2 separate regions of the Homo sapiens genome follow, and region 2 is linked to region 1. A link is a loop called in an ENCODE intact Hi-C map of the cell type or tissue named here. Cell type or tissue: PC-3. All regions are shown on one strand. Links, peaks and the distances in the headings refer to the core of each region. The heading gives the core; the rest is flanking DNA.

Region 1 (2,914 bases), core at 223-2,722:
AAAGCAGCAGGAACGATGGGGCACAGGCAGGCAAATTACTCTCTAATGACTGAGGAAGAAATAAAAATTATTTGTTAAATGTAAACTTGCAGTGCTTCTCTAAGTATGAAATAATTTAGTGAGAATACATGCTACAACAGGAAGAAAGAACAAGGTATGGCCAACTATTAACCTTCAGAGCAGCAGTGTTATTTGCTAACAGTTTTACTCAATAGTGCTAACAAATCTCAAAAGATGTCTAGAGAACAAAATATTAGCAATCTCTTTTTGGCTGATACTCTCACCGCCTACACTATAGGTACCTATTATCAGTTACTGAATCTGCACAATACTAATATTTCAGTGCTGCTATAGCTGGTTGTATTTGTCTTATATGTTACTATTTGGTCTTTTTGCCCTAATGATTTTTTTTCAAAAGTACTCTACATTTCAAAAGAAATTAATTTAGTACCCTGAAAAGATTTCACTCATTCGTGGAAAGAGCCCTCAACTGATCCATTACTGCAGCCTGGTCTTGTGACTTCAGGAAAGGTCACAACATCTGCGTCTATAAAATGGGGTGATTTTCACAGGTACACTTCAGTGTCAGTAGGTAAAATAATAGACTGCATCTGAAAGGGCTTTATCCAACATCAAATCCTATAGAAACATGAGCAATTACTTCCCAATGGACAAGGAACAGGCACAGCATAAGTGACCTCCTCACAAGACTGGTCCACTTAGTGAGCTGATGAAGAACACTGTAGGAACTGTGTGACGAGGAGCAGGAAGGTGGAATGGGCACTTTTTCAGTCTGTAAAGTCAGAACGTCAATCAAAGAGAGATACACTGTGGAGCTGAGTGGCACGAACAGGAAACACTAGGGCACCTGAGGCCGAGCTGACTGAGCCACAACGATCAATGATGGAAGGCTGCTCAGTGATACGCCCTAAAGGATGATGGGAGAATGAGGGCATGTTGAGGGGGCTGGAACATAGAGAGAATGACTTACTGAGTATTGTGCAGCACTGTCTGGACAAAGGCGGGATTTGTCTCCATAGAAGCCGTCACCAGAGATGTCAGCAGAGACCAATACCATATTGCAGAAGCATCTGAGACTGAGACCCCAGACTTCTTAACTCTCTGAAAGCCAACAGCCCTGAGACCATGAATTCTAGTGTCGCAGCCATCGCTAAGACAACGCTTTATGTTAATCTGGACATCTGTCGAGCACAAACAAAAAATTCAGTATTGGATTAACTTCTTTAGGCAAATGCTGGGCTCCCAACTAAAAGCAAAATAGTAATAGACATTTTGAAAAGAAAATTCTGAAGGTACACTTTGATGACAGAAATAAATAGCATGTGCAATGGAACTAGTATATAATAAATTTGTCAAAAAGCTTTGACAAATCTAAGAAATCATAAGAATAATATGTAAAATTAAGGGTGATTTAAGTCTTTACAACAAAACTTCTTAGGAACTTAGGAGTCTTGAAAAAACTACACAAAGAACATTTTAAAACAAGCCTGTCTGAATACATGGTAAGAACATTTCTAGAATTCTTCCTAGGATTCTGAAATTTGGATTAAGTTATAGAACAGTGGCTGGCTTACAAGCAATTGTGAGAATTTATTTTTAATAATCAAATCCAAACAGATGACACAGACATGACTCACTTTTAAGAGATGTCACAATTTCTTATTTGGGTCAGAGGAGAGAAGGTAAGAATTTAAAAAGGACACAACTTAGAGAAAAGATCACAATATAAGACAGGAAGCTTCTAACCCACAGGCCTAACTACTTATTTGCTAGGGGTGAGACACAAAGACTCTACCTCCCTAGGCCTCAGTTCCTTTGAGCAAAGAACACTTCTTTTGGCCCAGGAAAGCATTAGAAGAAATGAGATAAAACATGAAGCATTCCGGCTCCCTGAACGAAATAAGCCCAGAAAGCAATCACAGAATTGTGATTATTTCCAAAATGCTATGTTTAAAGCAAGGTTATAATGGTATAAAATTGGAAACAATCTAAATGTCCAAGAATGAGGGGTGGGTTAAAATTACGGCTTTTTTTTTTTTTTTTTTTGAGATGGAGTCTTGCTCTGTTCACCCAGGCTGGAGGAGTGCAGTGGCACAATCTCAGCTCACTGCAACCTCCGCCTCCTGGGTTCAAGTGATTCTCCTGCCTCAGCCTCCCAAGTAGCTGGGATTACAGGCATGCGCCACCACGCCCGGCTAATTTTTGTATTTGGTAGAGACGGAGTTTCACCATGTTGGCCAGGCTGGTCTAGAACTCCTGACCTCAAGTGACCTGCATGCCTCAGCCTCCCAAAGTGCTGGGATTGGAGGTGTGAGCCACTGCACCCAGCCAATTACGGCATATTTTTACAACACTAAATAAGGATATTCGTGAATATAACACACTCTAAAAAATTACAAAAGAACATGCAAAGAATATCAACATTTTTGTAAAAAGATATGTATAGATTTATGTGAACAGATACATACAGCTCTATTTTTTAGGAAAAAAGGTGTGTAGATATGTGTGCATATATGTGTGTGTATGTAAACCATACACACACTTACACACACAAATACACACACACACGGAAAGGTCTGCAAGGATCCACATCAAGGCAATCATAGTAACAATCCCTGGGTAGTAGGATTTGAGTATTTTTGTTTATATTTTTCTAATTTTCCAATATGAAAATGTGAATAAAATTATTTTTAATGGGCCAGTGCAGTGACTCATGCCTGTAATCCCAGCACTGTGGAAGGCCGAGGCGGGCGGATCATGAGGTCAGTAGTTCGAGACCAGTCTGTCCAACATAGTGAAACCCCGTCTCTACTAAAAATACAGAAAATTAGGTGGGTATGGTGGTGTGCGCCTGTAATCGCAGCTACTCGGGAGACTAAGGCAGGAGAATTGC
Region 2 (2,914 bases), core at 314-2,813, 51 kb after region 1:
GGGAGCCTTCATTAACTGTTGGGCCAGCAGTGAGCTATAGACGCACTTTCCCTGCTCCATGGCTGTGCTCATATCACAGTGGGCTCTTACCATGAACTTCCTATCAACCTCTTGCACTGGACCTCAGACACTCTGAGGACAGAGCCCCAGTGTGATTCAGCTCCATACCCCTATATCCACATGACTCAGCTCCGTACCCCTATATCCACGACTCAGCTCCATATCCCTATATCCACAACTCAGCTCCGTACCCCTATATTCACATGACTCAGCTCCGTACCCCTATATCCACATGACTCAGCTATGTACCCCTATATCCACATGACTGAGCTCTGTACCCCTATAATCCACGACTGTCCGTACCCCTATATCCACATGACTCAGCGCCGTACCCCTATATCCACATGACTCAGCGCCGTACCCCTATATCCACATGACTCAGCTCTGTACCCCTATAATCCACATGACTCAGCGCCGTACCCCTATATCCACGACTCAGCTCCGTACCCCTATATCCACATGACTCAGCTCCGTACCCCTATAATCCACATGACTCAGCTCCGTACCCCTATATCCACGACCCAGCTCCGTACCCCTATAATCCACATGACTCAGCTCCGTACCCCTGTATCCACATGACTCAGCGCCGTACCCCTGTATCCACGACTCGGCTCCATACCCCGATATCCACGACTCGGCTCTGTGCCCCTATATCCACAACTCAGCGCTGTACCCCTACATTCACGCAACTCAGCTCCGTACCCCTATAATCCACTTTACTCAGTGCCGTACCCCTATAATCCACATTACTCAGCGCTGTACCCCTATATCTACATGACTCAGAGCCTTACCCCATATCCATGTGACTCAGCTCCTCACCCCTATATCCACGTGACTCAGCACCATGCCCCTATAATCCACTTTACTCAGCGCTGTACCCCTATATCCACCGCACCTAGCGTGTGGGAAGTTCGTGCAGAGTTGTTTCTTTTTTTGAGACAGGGTCTTACTCTGTTGCCCAGGCTGGAGTGCAGTGGCGTGATCATAGCTCACTGCAGCCTTGACCTCCCGGGCTCAAAAAGATTCTGCCACTTCAGCCTCCCGAGTAGCTGGGATGATGGGCACGTACCAGCATGCCCGGCTAGTTTTTTATTTTTGTAGAGATGGGGTTTTACCTTGTTGCCCAGCCTGGTCTCCAACTCCTGGGCTCAAGCAATCTGCCCACCTCGGCCTCCCAAAGTGCTGGGATTACAGGCGTGAGCCACCGCACTTTTTGGAGATAAGGCAATAAAGGCACATAGAACTTAAGTCACTGAGCATGGACCTGAGCCTAGAACTCAAAGCTCTGGATGCCTGATTCGGTGCCATTTTCACTCCTCCATATTTCTGTATGTCTCTGCCCTCCCTGGGGCAGGACCAGGAGCAGACAGAAAGAAGAGCTGAAATTAGGATTTTCTTCTGAGTTCTAGGCAGTCCCTGAGCTCAGTGCTGAGACTTCTCTATTAACCAGAAACAGCCCCCAACTCCATGCTAACTGGAAACTAGTTACTGCCCATGATTTAGTCCTCCTTAGTCATTCAGCAAATAACTTACCAAGAACCTACTATGTGCCAGGCATCACGTTAGGGTTGGGTGGTCGAGGAAGCAAGGCTTCCGACCTCAGGGGGCTTATAGTATGGTGGAATAAACCCAGTAGAGCAGCCAGAGGCTGTCCTTGCGGTAGGAATGCAGGGAGAGTGTGAGGGCCAGGTCCCAAGATGTTCTGATCCTTCAAAAAACAAACAAACAAAAAGGAGCATTAGTCATTCCAGCCAGCTGCGGGCTCTGGCCGTGCCTAGAGGGTACCTGATCTCTGACTGATGCAAGAGCCCTGCGTGCAGGCTCCAGGACAGACTTGGCTGGCTTCAGCAGCCTGCTCTGTTCCTTGCTCAGTTGAGAATTCATTTCCTTTTTGATACTTACCTTATGGTACTTACCTTCCTACTTAATCTGGTAACACATCTCTCATGTCAGGGCAAAGGATTCAGCAAAGAATTAGGTTCAGCAAGAGTAGGTTGTCATTTTAATGGCCTGAAGGGCTCAGCCATGAGAAGCTGGTAATTACTGGAGAAATGCCTGGCCTTTCCCTCTCCAGTACAGGTGGCCCTGGGCAAAACCATGGGGGAGGAAGGGCAAGGCCCTGATGGAAGCCACAGATAAGCTCAGCTTAGGCTGAGCATGCAGTTAGACTTGCTGGCAGAAGGAAGGGAAGGAGAAAACATACATATTGGGCAACTATGCTGGGCCAGGCCTTGTTCTCATTTAATCTCTATGCCTGCCTTGAGAAGTTCCCATTTTATGGCCCAGAAAAGGGGCATAAATATCTCCCCACCTCTTCTAATAGTTACATCAACCGTCGGGTGACAGAGCTGGGCTTTGTGATGCGAGTCTGATCTCTGCCACACCAGTGAGCACAGTGTCAAGGCAAAGCCTTTGCAGCTGCACTCCACTCCAACATTGTGAAGGAGGCCGGGCGCTTATAATCCCAGCACTTTGGGAGCCCAAGGTGGGCGGATCTCTTGAAGCCAGGAGTTCGATGGAGGCCAGCCCGGCCAACATGGTGAAACCCCATCTCTACTAAAATACAAAAATTAGCTGGGTGTGGTGGTACGCATCTGCAGTCCTAGCTACTGGGGAGGTGGAGGCTGCAGTGAGCCGAGATCACACCACTGCACTCCAGCCTGGGCGACAGAGAGAGACTCTCCCAAAACAAACAAACAAAACCCAAAAATAAAGAAGTCATCTTGAAAGAAGTTTCAACATTTGCCTTTTCATTCTGAGATTACAGTTTTCTATAAACATCTAAGAGTGAAGAGTCTGACGTTTTTTGGTCACAGCTGAGCCACTGCGTGACCCCCGCCCCGCCCCACACTCA

The links. Peaks named below come from ENCODE experiments on the same cell type or tissue, not always from the same donor. Only the 100,000 strongest peaks of a DNase experiment are listed, where the experiment ranks them.
Region 2: it touches region 1 in a loop (8-fold over the local background); 2 of 110 quality-filtered maps call a loop at or near these places.

What each region holds. Positions count from the first base shown.
Region 1 is chr17:4,108,662-4,111,575 of GRCh38, forward strand. It overlaps ZZEF1 (zinc finger ZZ-type and EF-hand domain containing 1), which reads right to left. Exons shown (of 55, transcript NM_015113.4): 6 at 992-1,202. Among named protein-coding and RNA genes, the nearest start is that of ZZEF1, 33 kb to the right of the region's middle. In PC-3, for the core only: no CTCF peak of the experiment used is centred there; a DNase peak (open chromatin) is centred at 1,720; H3K27ac peaks cover 1,620 bases.
Region 2 is chr17:4,159,614-4,162,527 of GRCh38, forward strand. No RefSeq gene overlaps it. Among named protein-coding and RNA genes, the nearest start is that of CYB5D2, 18 kb to the left of the region's middle. In PC-3, for the core only: no CTCF peak of the experiment used is centred there; a DNase peak (open chromatin) is centred at 1,828; H3K27ac peaks cover 1,390 bases.